Regions from separate parts of the Homo sapiens genome. Here region 1 is linked to region 2. A link is a contact called in ENCODE Hi-C or POLR2A ChIA-PET data. All regions are on one chromosome and are shown on one strand. Each heading gives the region's core, a stretch centred on a gene start or an enhancer-like site at or near the end of the contact. The rest is flanking DNA. Distances are from core to core; before and after follow the strand shown.

Region 1 (6,605 bases), core at 3,647-6,146, 130 kb after region 2:
GGAGTTCACTTTCAGACTCAAACTTAACGTTGCAGCTAGAGCAGCGTGTCTTCAGTCCCCCCACCTTGCCTTTCCCCTCAATGGCACTCAGATTCTCATTCTGGCCCAAGCCTGGTCTATTCGTGCCGGGAGGGACGTTAATGCCTGGGCTGGCGCTCTTACTGAGATTCACGCAGCCGGCACACAGACCATATGGCAGGCCATTGATATCAAGTTTCACCAGATCTTGCTTGGAACGGAATTCTTTGAGGCAAGATGCGCACTTATACAGTTTTTGGACGTGCTGGCCCCGCCCTGTGGTCTGAACTGCAGACCCATTCCCTGTCTTTTGCATGTGGAACGTCCCATGGATTTTGAGTTCCAAGGTGGAGGTCACTGTCTGCATGCACACCACGCAGCGAAAGCCTGTCAGGGAATTCCTCAAGTCAGGGTGCATTTGGCAATGCTCTAAAAACTCCTCTTCACTCTGGAGAGGCATCTTGCAAATCCGGCAGTTTCCAGTATCAAGACTCTTACTATGCGTGACTTTGTGTTCAGTAAGAGTTAAAAGGGAGGGAAACCGCTCTCCGCAAATAGGGCACATGTAGTGTTTGACAGGGCCTAGGTGGGTCTGCATATGTTCCCGGAGGCCATTTTCGGAGAAGAAGGTTCGAGAGCACACGTTGCACTTGTAATTCCCTTTAATGAGCTCAGCTTTCTTTTTCACGATGGCACTTTCTCCAGGTCTGATGTTGTGGTCTCGGAGCTGGTGATTCTGCAGCAAAGTTTCCATAGTGTAGGCTGCCCCACAAATGTCGCAGCCGTACATAGGCTCAGAGGTGTCAACGTCTTCTTCGCTCCCATCGTGACTGTTGTGGGACTCCTGGCTGTTGGTCAGCAAAGTCTGCAGCTCCACTTCCTCTTTCTGCACTTGCTCGGAAGCTCCATTTGTTCCACAGTTGGGTGTCTTGGTTTCGAATACACAGTGTTTTTCTCGCAAGTGTTTTTCTAACAAAATGATCGCATGGAAGGCTTTGCTACAGAACTTGCAGTTGTACTTCTTACTGTGAGTGGTGATGTGGCATTGCAGCTCCACCTCGGTGCCAAAGGACTCACCGCAGAAAATGCACTTATGCACTTTCCCTTGGTTTTCCAGGTGGTTGTGTTTCACATGGAGCTGCAAGTCAGTTTCGTTGCGGAAGTCCCAGTTGCAAGATGTGCACCTATAGACTTTCTTTTCGTTACTGTGCTTCACAGCCAAGTGGAGCTGAATGGAGACTTTTGAGTCAAAAACTTCCTGGCAGAGGGTGCAGCGAAAGAAGACAAAGGTGTGCATGTCCAGCAGGTGTTTCTGAAGGTCATCCACTGATGTGAATTGCTTGTCACAACTCTCACAGATGTAATACGTTGAAGTGATCATAAAGTGAATGGTAACATGCTTCAGCAAGGATTCTTGGTTGGGGAATTCCTTGTTGCACTGAGGACAGGTCAATTTTGGAAGCACAGTGTCGAGATGAGTTTTTAGGTGAGTCTGAAAGCTGTCTAGGGATGTGTACTTAGCACCACATTGATTACAGATATATTCTCCAGTGGGACGTGCAGGTGCACCTCCTACTGCCTGCATCATCTTAAGAGATGTCTGCTCTATGGCCACAGGAGATAGGGGGCTTAAGGCCCTGGATTTCTTCCCATTGTGGATATAATTCAGGGCCAAGGGAATGTTTTTATGATTCTCTTTGATATGCTTGTTCAGTTTAAGAACGCTGTTGAATATTGGCGAATTTGTACAATAGGAACAAGAATAGACTTCTACTACTGGTTCTTTGGGAGTCCCAAGCACTGGAGACCCAAATCGGGAGCCACTGAGGTCACAATGAACCTGTCTAATATGCTCTTCCAGGGAAGAGTCAGTGAGAAACCCCATATAGCAATGGGGACAAAAGAATGCATTACTATCTTTAGCTGCAGGGTTTGCAAATCCATGAGAACATCGGATGTGTTCCTGAAGAGTGTTGAGGTCGTTGACAACTTCGGAACAGAAGTTACACTGGTAGACAATGGCAGGCATGGCAGAAACAATCAGACCTGGGTCCTGAGCTTCATGCACTTGCTTAAGATGTTCATTTAGGTTATAGAGTGAGGGCAGGACCTCCAAGCAATACTGACAAATATGGGCCTGTTCTGGCTTATCTAAGTGCATAGTTTTCAGGTGAATCTGCAGAACTGCAAGACTTGAAAATAATTGTTTGTTGCAGTAAATACAGCTGTAGGTAACTTTTGCTTGTTTACTCGAGGGACCAGTCATGTCAGGGGTTTGTTGAGCGGCCCTCTTCCTCCCTCGACTCTTTGGGATTGGCGGGGCAGCTTCCACCATGGTTGAGCTGTCCACTGAGAGGTTGGAATCTGGAGTCGTACTGGACACGGAGGTATAGCCCACCGTGACCAGGGAAGGGCTGTTGCTGTGATTGCATGACTCCGGTTGCTGGTGACTGTCCATGTGGCTGTACAGTTCCTCAACTGTGTGGAAACTCTCAGAACAAATGCTGCATGAGTTCTTCTTCTCCCCGCTATGCACCTGCTCCATGTGGTTCATGAGGGAGGTCTCCTCTACGAAGAGCTCGTGGCAGTAGACACACTGGAGGGCCGCTCGGTCCTCATTTGGGGAGCATTCGGGGTGGCACTCTGCAATGTGTTTTTGGAGGTCTTCCGGGAAGTCAAAGCCTTCCTCACACTGACTGCACTTCTGAGTGTCCTTCATCTTCCAGTCCTCCATCCTGGAACCGGACTGAGAGCCGTCCTTGTTCCTCTCATGAACCTGCATGTGTCCGTGTAAGGAACTAGAGGACAGAAACCCACGGCGACAAATGGCACATTTATATGGCTTGTTGGACGTGTGAGTCTTTAAGTGGATCTTCAAGTGATCACTTCTGGAAAACGCAGCATCACATTCACTGCAGTGGTACTTCTTGTCCCCGGTGTGGAGTTTTATGTGGCGATCTCGGCTGCGCTTGTGTTTGAACAGCCTACTGCAGTAGGTGCATTTGAAAGGCAGTTTGTCACTGTGACTCTGCTCATGGTGCTTTAGGTAGCTGAGGCGGCTAAACGACTTGTCACAGAATTGACACGGGTATGGAAGCCCAGGGCCACCTTCTTCCTCTCCAAAATCGCAACCTTCTCCATGGCTAGGGGAAGTCTGATCCTTGCTAGAAGGTGAGGAAGCTGGCCAAGAGCAAGTCGGATCATCTTCAACATCCACTCCATCTGCAACAAGAAGCAATGACAAATTTCATCTGACATGTTGAGATTCAAGAGTGAGTTTACCGTAGCATTTCAACCAGCACGCAGAGTTGGGCCCTCTTGAATCTTTCAAGAAAAAACAAAATGAAAAGAGAGAATATTTGAGTGAGACATTTTCAAATCTGAGCCCAAAGCAGTTATTCTGCATTTACTTTTTGTTGAGTTGTAAAATATAAGAGGATATTAAATAGTTCTATGTCTAAATTACCCTTTTATTACTTTTTATCATTCTTCCTTAGAAGCAAGGTATATATTACACATTGACAATTTTATTAAAATGCAGATTTTAATATATTTAATGTTTCTTTTGTATTCCTTCTAAAATGATTTGCATATTATGTGAGCATCTGAAGAACCAAATGAAAAGAGGAAATATTACGGGAATGATTTAAAATTAATGCAGTCAACCCAGATGTCTAATATTTAATAAAAAATTCCCTCTGCATTTTGCTTGTTTTTATATAAAAAGGCAATTCTGCAGACCAAAATCTGTTACGGGGTTCTTATTGATACAGACCTTATTGCTTTCAGCAAAAAAATATTAAAAAGTAAGCACATGAAAGAAGACAGAAAACACAATAATAATTATGTCTTGTGTAATGAAAGATAACCAGGATTTCTTCAATAACTGAAATTCGAATTCCATAGGCCAGAAAATGGATTATTAAATGTTAGAAGGGTACTGCTAGATATTACATGTAGCTAGGATCAGCTAGGATCAAGAAAAAATGAGAGTTTCACAAGGGCCAGATTTTAATAGTGTATTTTGTTTGGAAAGTTCAAGAGGTGGCCCACCATATCTTCCTTTTGCAAAAGCTTCAGCAGCCTGAACTTCCTTAGCTAAACAGGACCTGCACTTTGAGGTGAGCAGAGACAAAGCAACTTGTGAAAAACTGGAAACAGGAAAAGTGATAAATGATTATGGTAAATGCTGAAAGATTTATGAGTGACAAAAAGAAGACAAACAAGACTGAGAGCCAGATATAAACTTAGCAAGTTATCCATAAAGGAATGTTACCTTATATTAGGTGATTTTAAAAACTATGTTCTTAGCAAACGTGCACTGTTATTTCTGTTGCTTTCTTGATATCCAAGTGGAAAATAAGACCATCTCAAAGCAGGTTGTGAAACCTCTTTTTTGCTTTTCATAACCTATTATTCAAGATCAGAAGAAACTTTAAAAGCTTTCCACTCTCCAAAGGAGCACGATTTTTCAAAAAAACACACAAGTAAAGACCATGGAGTGGAGCTGGTGGGGATAGTGTTTCAGTTAGAATAAGAGGCTCAGTTAGAGCATTATTAGAATATTCTAATGGTATTCAATTAGAGTATGTTCAAATAAGTTTTTAAATTCTTCAAAGCTGAAGTTCACTAGCAAGCTAAATGATTAATATAAAAGTAGAAACTGGTGAGCATTATGTAAACGAATTCCATGTCTGCTTTCTTTAAGGTAACAAGATTTTACTAGATTGTCAGCCTCTTCCTTATCCACAGGAAACAGATGAGGATCATTCCTTTCCTGCATCTAGAAACTGATGACAACACCATCTCACTATCAATGCCAGATGGCAACCCTCTCACTCTGAGAAAACAACCAAACACCATTCCTGGATCCTTGCCCACTGCAACAAAGCTTCGCCATACAAGTTGAAAACCGCATGATTTTGCATCCTCATTTATAGGACTCTATAACCCAACATGTTTCCAGCATAAGAAAGGGTCTGATGGATGTGGATGTGATTTATACTTAAAGTGAATACACCAGGAACATATGCAGATAAACTCAACTCACCACTCAACATACAAAAAAAAAAATTTAACTAAAAGCAAAAAAACTCAATAATGATCTAGTTTTCCCCTTAAAAAAGTGTTGTCACCTAAAGCTAATATACCTGAAACAAATCAAGGTTTCAAATATTTACCCTAATTGAAAAAAAAGGCCATCTATTAAATGTACTCAACATTCTAGGTAAAATCTACCACATTTCACATTTATCTTTTAGGCTTAAATCCTGCTATTTCATTTAAAAAATATTTTCAAACACATCTTCTCATTTATACATTTGGGGAAAACAGTGAATCAGAATTTGTAATGCATCCAGCCTAGAAGGATGTAACTATTGAGCTTGAAAATTGAGCAAGTGAATTTATAATTAAATTGCAGATTGTGTCCAGGTATGATATATTTTTTACAAATACATAAAGAATTATAGAGCAATGGACCATTATAAAAATTATGCAATCCCTAACACCAGGCTTAATTCAGGTTCTTGTCTGTGGTCCATGCCTGACTATATCTATTATATAACTGTTCTCTTAAGCTTGTAAATTTCAGTGACACGTCAAGTGAGCTGAAGGTTAGGATCAAGGTTTTAACCAGGATTCAAGAGAGCAGAAACCTTTTCTTTCTTCTCTCCAGTCCCCATTACTTGTCTTTGTAAAGGAAATTACACAACACCCCCTCTAGAAGTCATAAGGCGTGGGGATTGAGCAGAAGTAAATAGTTTGAGCAAGGAATAATACTTATAGAAAAATAAATAAAGCATCCCTGAAAGGCTGATTTCTGTTTTAAAATATAAAATGTAAAAACTCTCATTTGCCAGTACTGTAAATGGATTGTGTTCTCCAAAGAACACACAGGGACTCACTACTCCAAGCGGGTTGGTCCACACTCTTCAGGTATCAGACTCCTCCAAGACTTTTGTGGTGATGGTCTCCCCGCCAACATACTCTGAGGTCTACCTAAGACTTTGAGAGTTATCCATCCCCATTAACTTAGGCTTTTTGGCAGCCACAGTGCAAACTAAGCTTAAATGGTGAATATAGGTTTAAACGATGTCAATTTCTTTTTACACGTGGAAGAAACTGTAGAAGATTCTTTCAACTCAGGTTCCTGAATCAACTTTAACTTTTTTTCCCTTTGGCACTAAGTGCTACTTACAGGGACTGTCTTTCTGGGTGATGGCAAGTTTTCTGCATTTCAATGTGAAGTACTTAACATGTCCATGTTAAATTTTAATTTTTGAAACCAGTCTCTTCACTTGAGCTGACTCTCCGAGAGCTGTAGCTCTTACTGCCGAAAAAGCTTTGCTAGAAACCAGCTCTGTGGCCTAAAAAGTCTATTTAAAGATGCAAATGTGTGTGCATGGTTAGTGCAGATGTTTTTCTACAGCAACTGTACTTGCTGAGTTTCACCATTTCCATAAAGCACATTAAAACAAGTGTGTGAACACTCCGAGATGAAAGTCTCCAACACTCCTGAGACTTTCAGTGGAAAGTAGAGCCGCCTGACTTTTCTCCAAGCAGACAGGAATGCCCATGATTCAGCA
Region 2 (7,261 bases), core at 3,503-6,002:
CTATTTCCAAGAATTTCTGGCAATTTTGAAGTATCATTAATAGGACAGTCTCTTACAAATGCCCTTTTCTCTGCTTCGCACCTCCAGTCTCCCATATTCTTCCTAGTTCATCTCTCCCTTAACTCTGGAAGACAGTTTCAATTTTACCCCCAGAACCAGACTCTGCTTCTGTTTCTCCAAAGCACTTTTGTGACCTCCAGGCTCACTTGACTAGCCCTGAATTTTTCTTGGATATCTTAAGAATGAGGGGGCAGAAAAATATTTTGATGTCATAACATTGCTATATAAAGTGGAGAGTTTGTGTTATACATAGACACTGTTATTTTAAACATTTATGGATTTTAAACATTTAAAATTAAAATTTAAAATTGAAGTTTAAAATGTAAGGATTATCCTAACTTATTTCATTGTGCAATTGTAAGGTATAAAAAACCAGGGGCACTAGAGCTAGCAGCCTAGCTGACACTGATTTAGTGTTTGCTGTGTTTCAGAACTGCTCAGAGACACAAATTCATTTAATTGCACTAAAACCCTATGAGAAAAACTACTATTAGTCTCATTTTACAGATGAGAAAAATGAGGCGCAGAGAGTTTAAGTAACTTTGCTCTGAGTCACAAGCACTCATAATTGGAAGAGCCAGAACTTGAACGCAGGCAGTCTAGATTCAAACCTGGGCACTCTGGCCTCAGGGGACATATCTTAATAGATATGGTGGAGCACACACCCACTACTTCCAAGACTACTTACTAAAGGGTAGAGGCTGCACTTTAACCTGGCTTGTTATCACATTACACTTTTATATTCTCCTATTAGCAATGATTAAAAAATGCTACTAAGACATTCTAGGTCTAGGGAATGAAAGACACCGTCACACTACAAGGGTAACAAGTCTACACTGCAGTTATTTTCTTTCATTCAAAGACAACATGCATGTGTAAGTCCTCTGCCAGCTGATATTACTGGTAATACCACGTCCCAATTACAAAGTGAGTAATTATTAGCTAACTGTGAGTAAAATCACTCTATTTGTATTCCTAATCTTTCTTCCCATACAAGTATGAGTCTTTAGAAGCAGAGGATTGGAATTTGTAAAAAGAGAAGCAAAGCACTAATTAAGCCACCCAGTACTGTCTACATTTCACAAGAGATAAAAACCTACTCTGTATCTGGGTGGCACAGTAAATTCCTTGATTATAATTATGTAAGAGGGAGTTTAATTGTGCATACTGACATGACAAGGGGTTATACAAAAAGCTTTAGGGATTATATAAGATCAAGGGTTTTTTCATCTGTTTCCTTTTTTTAAAATCCTGAAGTCACCAAAAAATTTCCAGATTTTAGACATTAAGAAATATAAAAAACACTATTTATTGTAAGAAATTGGATTGGCAAGTGCATCTTCAGAAAAATACTTGCTAACTTTAAAAGTTCTCTATTTCCTTAATGCTACATACCTTTATTTTGAATAGTAAGAAGGTTACTACGGGTTTTCATCTCCTTTTAAAATTATGTGTGCTTTGCACAAGAACCAAGAGATGGCCTATGGATATGAACTGATATACACTTGTTCCAGAATTTTAAAACTTGCAATAGGTGTGATGTAATAGATCTGGCAGGTTTTCCTGGGGATAACAATTGACTGTCACATGAGCATAAAGTGAATTATGCACATTAGGATGTTCTGTAATGTAATATTATCTTTCTTGACTATGAGTATTTTGTTTGGAAAAATAAGAGAAGGAAAAATAAATAAGACATATGTGTATGAGTGCAGGGAAAATGTACTCATTCATTTTTATGTATTTCTTACCCAAAGAAAAGAGAAGTTGCATCCCAAAATGTTAAATAATCCAAATTCAGTCAAGTGAATTCATAAAAAGGTGACACACAGGCATAAAGGTATTTATGCATTATTAGGGAAGACTTATTTTCTACATATTCTATCTTTTATTTGTGAAAGCGCTAAGTGACAGCAATGATAACAATCACATCTACCATTTTCAGAACTCTTTTTACAGCTTAAAAGCACGTTATAATGTTAAAAAAAAAGTTGGAAGTTCTACCTGCCTTTTATTTTTAAGTTACACTGTGAGGTCTTTCCTAGTTACTGATCTCCTAGTTATTTCCATAGGAGAGAAAATATATATGAATTGTTACACAGCACATTATAAGATGAGCAAAAGCCAATAAGCTCTTAGGTGGACATTTAGAGTCCCTCCTTTTCTCTCACCTTTGTTCATTTCCCTACTCCCTTCCCCCATCTTCACACTTGCTTATTACCTCAAGGTCAAATGTATAATGAGAAAGAGAGATAGTAACACAAAACATTCTAACAACTGGTTAATATAATTCATTTTGTATTTTTTTTTAATTGAGGGCAGCACAGGTAGTAAAAGAAAATGAAACTTATTTATAGTAAGAATTTCAAAAGTTTATCCTTATTCAGAGTCTTTAACTCTTCTCTTCTAATTCCATATTTACCTTTGTATGGCTGAGAGCCATGTCTGACTTTTCAAAGAATTCTTGAAAACCCTTAGAATTGGGTGGGGGGGATCTGGCTGAGTTAAACCCCATCTCTTTTCAAAACTCTCCTTTCTTTCCCCTATCTGGTATAAGGTAGTAAAGAACAGTAAATGTAACTGCTGTTTTATTTTTAAAGCCAATGTTCTTGATGGGATACTATCAGCACCTCTATTCAGGATTTTGCCCACAAAGCATAACCTGAATTGTGTCTTTCCTCCTCCTCTTCCTAAAGGTGCCAAAAAGCTTAAAAAATTCAATCAAAATAACCAATTCTGCTCTCTGGAAAGGTAGCAGCTGACAGTAATTGGATAATACAGCCTGACTCATTTATTAAAAAGAGATTCAGAGTCAATTGATTTAATAACCATTACAATATTCCATTAAGGATATAATAGGCTAGTACAGCCCTATTTTTTAATTAAGAATTATAGATGGGATCTTCGAACGAAACTTCTAGATTTTTCTTCTCCTTTTTGCTTATCTATATTCTCCAGATTTTCTACAATGAGCACAATTTGCCTTGTAGGGTACTTTGAAATTGAAAGAGAGAGGGAAAAACCTACCTTTTCTAAACCCTATTAATGAAGACTGATTACAACACTGAAATTTTGCTAGCTAAAAAATTAGATAGGAAATGAGCAATATTATGAAGTCTAGAAAAACTCTAGTTTTGCCCAATTAAACTTAAAAGTATTCTAGCCACGTATGTACAAAAACAAAAATTAGCACAAGGAAAGGGAGAAAGAACTATCAGAATGCAATTTAGCTATATGAGCAAACATGGAGCTTTCTGTATGAGCCTGTATCTTTCCAGAACACACAGAATACCCCTCTCTGTTGGATACTGAGGGAGGTATATGTGCCTAGCAATGGGGGTCCAGTGTCAGAGTGGGGCCTTTACCATTGAGACCATGCTGGAAGCCAGCAACTTCCTGTCTTGGTCACCCACTGGAAAGGCATGACCAAAGCTGCTTTGAGTATAATTAAGAAATCATTTCACATGTATAGAAATTTCATCTAAAATAATTATTTCCATTTGTTAATCTTCATTTAACTGTGAACATAAATGTAAACAGGAATCAAGTCTACATAAAAGAGACTGATGCTAATGTAAATATTTACTCCAATATTAAATGTTTCAAAGGAAAGCGTCTGCATACATAATTGGACTACAACCTCACTGACTTAGTAGGAAACGTGCTAATCACTTACAAAATTTTGTGCTCTAAGAAAACCATCTGCTTGTCTAAAGCCAGTTCAAAGATGAATGACAACTTCTATACCTCCAATTTATAAAACCTGGACCTACATAACTATTTATTAGCCTGTTTTATAACAGGAGAAATATTAGTTACCATTTGGATGCTCAAGCACAGGTTTAAATTATGAGCTCCAAGGTGGCAATTGGTAGTTTAACACAAGACACTGACATTTCAATATAAGCTTTAAACAAGAGAAACCCTTTAAGCAGCCTCCAGACTGTGTGTCCCATGTTTATACTCCTTTTCCTTCAATAAAAACAAAAATCTAGAGTGGCTACAAGCAAATGTTCAGTGGCTGACTTACATGCTGCTGTTATCCCAGGAATCACTGGGGGCCCCCTTATATCGTCTGATCAACGCTACAGCCATTACTGAGGGCCAATTTGTAACAGTTTATAAGTAGAACTCCTTCTCCCTTTTACCCTCAAGACTGGCCAGAAGGGTCCTCCAGCCTCTTCCACTGCATAAATCTATAGGCTAAAGTCCACAGATAGAAACCCCTCCTGCTATATCACCATGTGGCCGGGGCCATACTTAAAAGCTCTGATCTGAGTGGGAGTAAACTCTGCCCTCAGAATCCAAACAGAGGAATCAAATGCCCTACAGTTGTAACTTATCCAGTTCGAATGTGTGTTACCACTGTATCCTCATATATATTTTTAAATCTAAGAAAACTATGCCCTAACCCAATTCCCAACCTCCCACCCTTTACTTTGCTTCTCCTCTTCCTTGAGTTAATTTCCAAGCACACATTTATAAGCTAGGGGTCCGAGGAGTAACAAAGAAAAGCCATACATGACAAAACTCACCCCTCGGCTACATTGGCTCGCCCTAGAAACCAGGAGTAGAAAAATAGGCAGACTGCAGTATAATTTGCCATGCACACAGCCATCACATTCTTTCCAGGGCCATAGCACTCAGCCACGATAATTTGTTGTATTATATACAGCACATGTTTCATGACTGTAACATAAACACACTGTGGTGCTAATTTGGCAATGGAGAATATGACTTAGGCTTCAAAGTCTGCCGGTAGATTAGTCATTAAGCCCCCAAAGTAAGGCAGAATTTGAGAGAATTGCATATTGTGGGAACGTTTTTTCTCATACCAGTTAAAAAGTTCTGCCCTTATTTTTTTTGAACGAGTTGCCATGAAAATGAATGCAGCCTGAAGACCGACGCTAGCACCTTCTAGGAGTTTTGTCACTGGCAATATGGGAGTGTCTGGCACTGTCAGTATTTCTACGCCACATGAGAGAGGAACAGAAGACACAGGCATGAGACTCTTACAATAAGAGGAAAAGGACACTGGGACATGAGGAAATGAGCTCCAGGTTCCTGGACCCTGACTGTGTGCACAAAGTGCCTAACCCTTAGGTATCTCAAGAGCCGCAGGATACACATCCTGTGTGCCTCAGTCAGAATCTCACTTCCAGGAGATCTACAGGTGCAAGCTTACCTTAACTTAGTTACTGGCTGTTTTTAGCCAATGGTCTAAAGGCTACAATGCTTTTGGACTTTATAAGCAAAGCCACTGATATTGCCACTGTTATTTCCTGCCTTGAACTTCTCATTATCAGCAGGGCTGGAGCAGGAAATGATTCAACTGGGGTAGGCTGCATGGTACCCAGCAGATTTTAAAGAGCCCGGGGGCTGCCTAGAGCCCCATAAACATCAGCAGCTTGGAAACTAGCAGGAGGTCCAGGTGGGTAGGGAGAGGAGAGGCAGGCAGTGGGATTTTAGATGCTCTGAGATGCAATATCGTCCAATTCCTTGGCTATTATTATAGGTTGTGTGAAGTACTTATTAGAATATTCTCATGTAGGAGAAAACATTGGAATGTTGTTCAAACAATAAACAGTAAAACAAACAGCCCACCAAAAAGGTGGCTTTCCTTCAACTGAGGGGACTCAGCAGTGGTATTTTGGCACAAGTAGGGAATGGGGATAAGCACACAGACTACAATGTTTTTCAAACCTGGCCAGTACATTAGCTCCTCTAGTTCCTTCTTTTCTTCTTCACATTCTGAATCTAAACATGGACCCCATGGTTGAAGTCTCAGAGAAAACATGGTGCCTACAAATAGCTTTAAAGGTAAAACTTTGCCCTCATTTTTTTTTTATTAAAAAAAAACTGCAAACACCAGTTTTGGAAGGGCACTGATAAAATCACTTTGATTCTTCCTCTCCCCATCCCAAGAAAAAAATTGTTAGCCAAGAAAAGAAGAAAGTAGTGGATATTTCTTAGCAAATATTCTGGAAAAGGCAAGGGCAGGGATAAGGACGGGAGTGAGGACTGAGACCAACTAAGTCTGATGTATGTCCTCCAGGTTTGATTAGATATTGGAGTTGCTTTTAAACAACTTGGATGTTGTTAACACAGTGCCACTGTGTTGCACTGAAAAGGATCCAGTTTACTTGAACAGTCAATTCTCCCCCTCATTTATACCCACTTGAATACAGGAGAGTACATTTTTTCTTTCAAAAAATTTTTGTCACCTAATCTTTAGTGCTGTTCTGTTCTCTGACTTGAAAGAAAGTTTGTGAGCACGCAAATACAAGTATAAAACATTTGTTTCCATTTCACATAACAGACTAGATGAATGGAATGATTGAAGACAGCAGTGTTTCCAATTCAGCAACGCATTTCAGTTTTTGCCTTGCCTACAAAGAGTGGTGTGTGGCAGCTCTGACCATCTCAATGCCATAAGAGTGTTGAGAACTCAGTTTGGGGTTATTCACCTATTCTTGCTACAGTGCAAGTTCCAGGAGGGCAAGGGTATTTGTCTGTTTTGCTCATTGATGTACACGAAGTACCTAGAACAGTACATGGCTCATAGCTGGAACTCAATAAATATTTATTGAATTCATGGGAAATAACTACTTAGCAAACCCTATATTTAATTTCATCAGAATAAAATGCCAAGACTGATGGTAAAACAATATCTATTGTTTGTCAGTTGGGTTTCAAAATTTTGCTCCGTTCCCTTGTGCATTAAACCCTGTGCATATAACATAGCGGACTGGCAAAATCCACCTTACAGTGCTTGGCTTCTTTATTTCCCAAAATAAGATGAAAATACTCTGGCAAATAAAGCATTAACAAAGTAGCTGTCTAATTTGCCAACTTATCCCTGGCAAGAAACTGATAAGCCAAAACTTATCCCTTATTTCCAGAAGAAAAATATTATTATGTATCTTATATCTGAAATACCAAAAAGTGCCATATCAAAGAAGGGATAATTACCTTTTATTTGTCCCAAGTCATAGAGAAGTCTCTATACCGTACATCCATGACCAATAAACAATTTTTATTAATTGTCTGTATTCTCATGTTACAAAGCTCCATTCTTTTAATTAATTGGCTAAACCAGATGTATATGCATTTATTATACTCTTTGTTTAAAATTTCTCTTGTTTGATATCAAATACCTTCTATTAATGCCCTTACATCTGGGACTTCCGGCAGTAGTGGA

The links. Hi-C counts contacts between places; a loop is a spot of excess contacts on that map. ChIA-PET counts read pairs that join two places held with the same protein, here RNA polymerase II (POLR2A).
Region 1: a map of endothelial cell of umbilical vein shows a loop between it and region 2 (2.4-fold over the local background). The contact joins two enhancer-like sites. A Hi-C loop is called at or near these places in 1 of 168 maps with a recorded cell type or tissue (endothelial cell of umbilical vein) and 1 of 37 single-sample maps with no recorded cell type. POLR2A ChIA-PET finds 5 or more read pairs at or near these places in 1 of 52 experiments (WTC11).

Annotation. Positions count from the first base shown.
Region 1 is chr18:25,224,458-25,231,062 of GRCh38, forward strand. It overlaps ZNF521 (zinc finger protein 521), which reads right to left. Exons shown (of 8, transcript NM_015461.3): 4 at 1-3,240. Among named protein-coding and RNA genes, the nearest start is that of ZNF521, 120 kb to the right of the region's middle. RefSeq lists enhancers at 3,913-5,563, 6,485-6,604. Within about 2 kb of position 4,897, at least 3 of the 41 ENCODE cell types and tissues checked have a DNase peak (open chromatin) inside an H3K27ac peak, as active enhancers do; they include endothelial cell of umbilical vein, where a contact is called at or near this core.
Region 2 is chr18:25,092,544-25,099,804 of GRCh38, forward strand. The region is part of intron 5 of ZNF521 (zinc finger protein 521); the gene reads right to left. Among named protein-coding and RNA genes, the nearest start is that of LINC01894, 110 kb to the left of the region's middle. Within about 2 kb of position 4,753, at least 2 of the 41 ENCODE cell types and tissues checked have a DNase peak (open chromatin) inside an H3K27ac peak, as active enhancers do; they include endothelial cell of umbilical vein, where a contact is called at or near this core.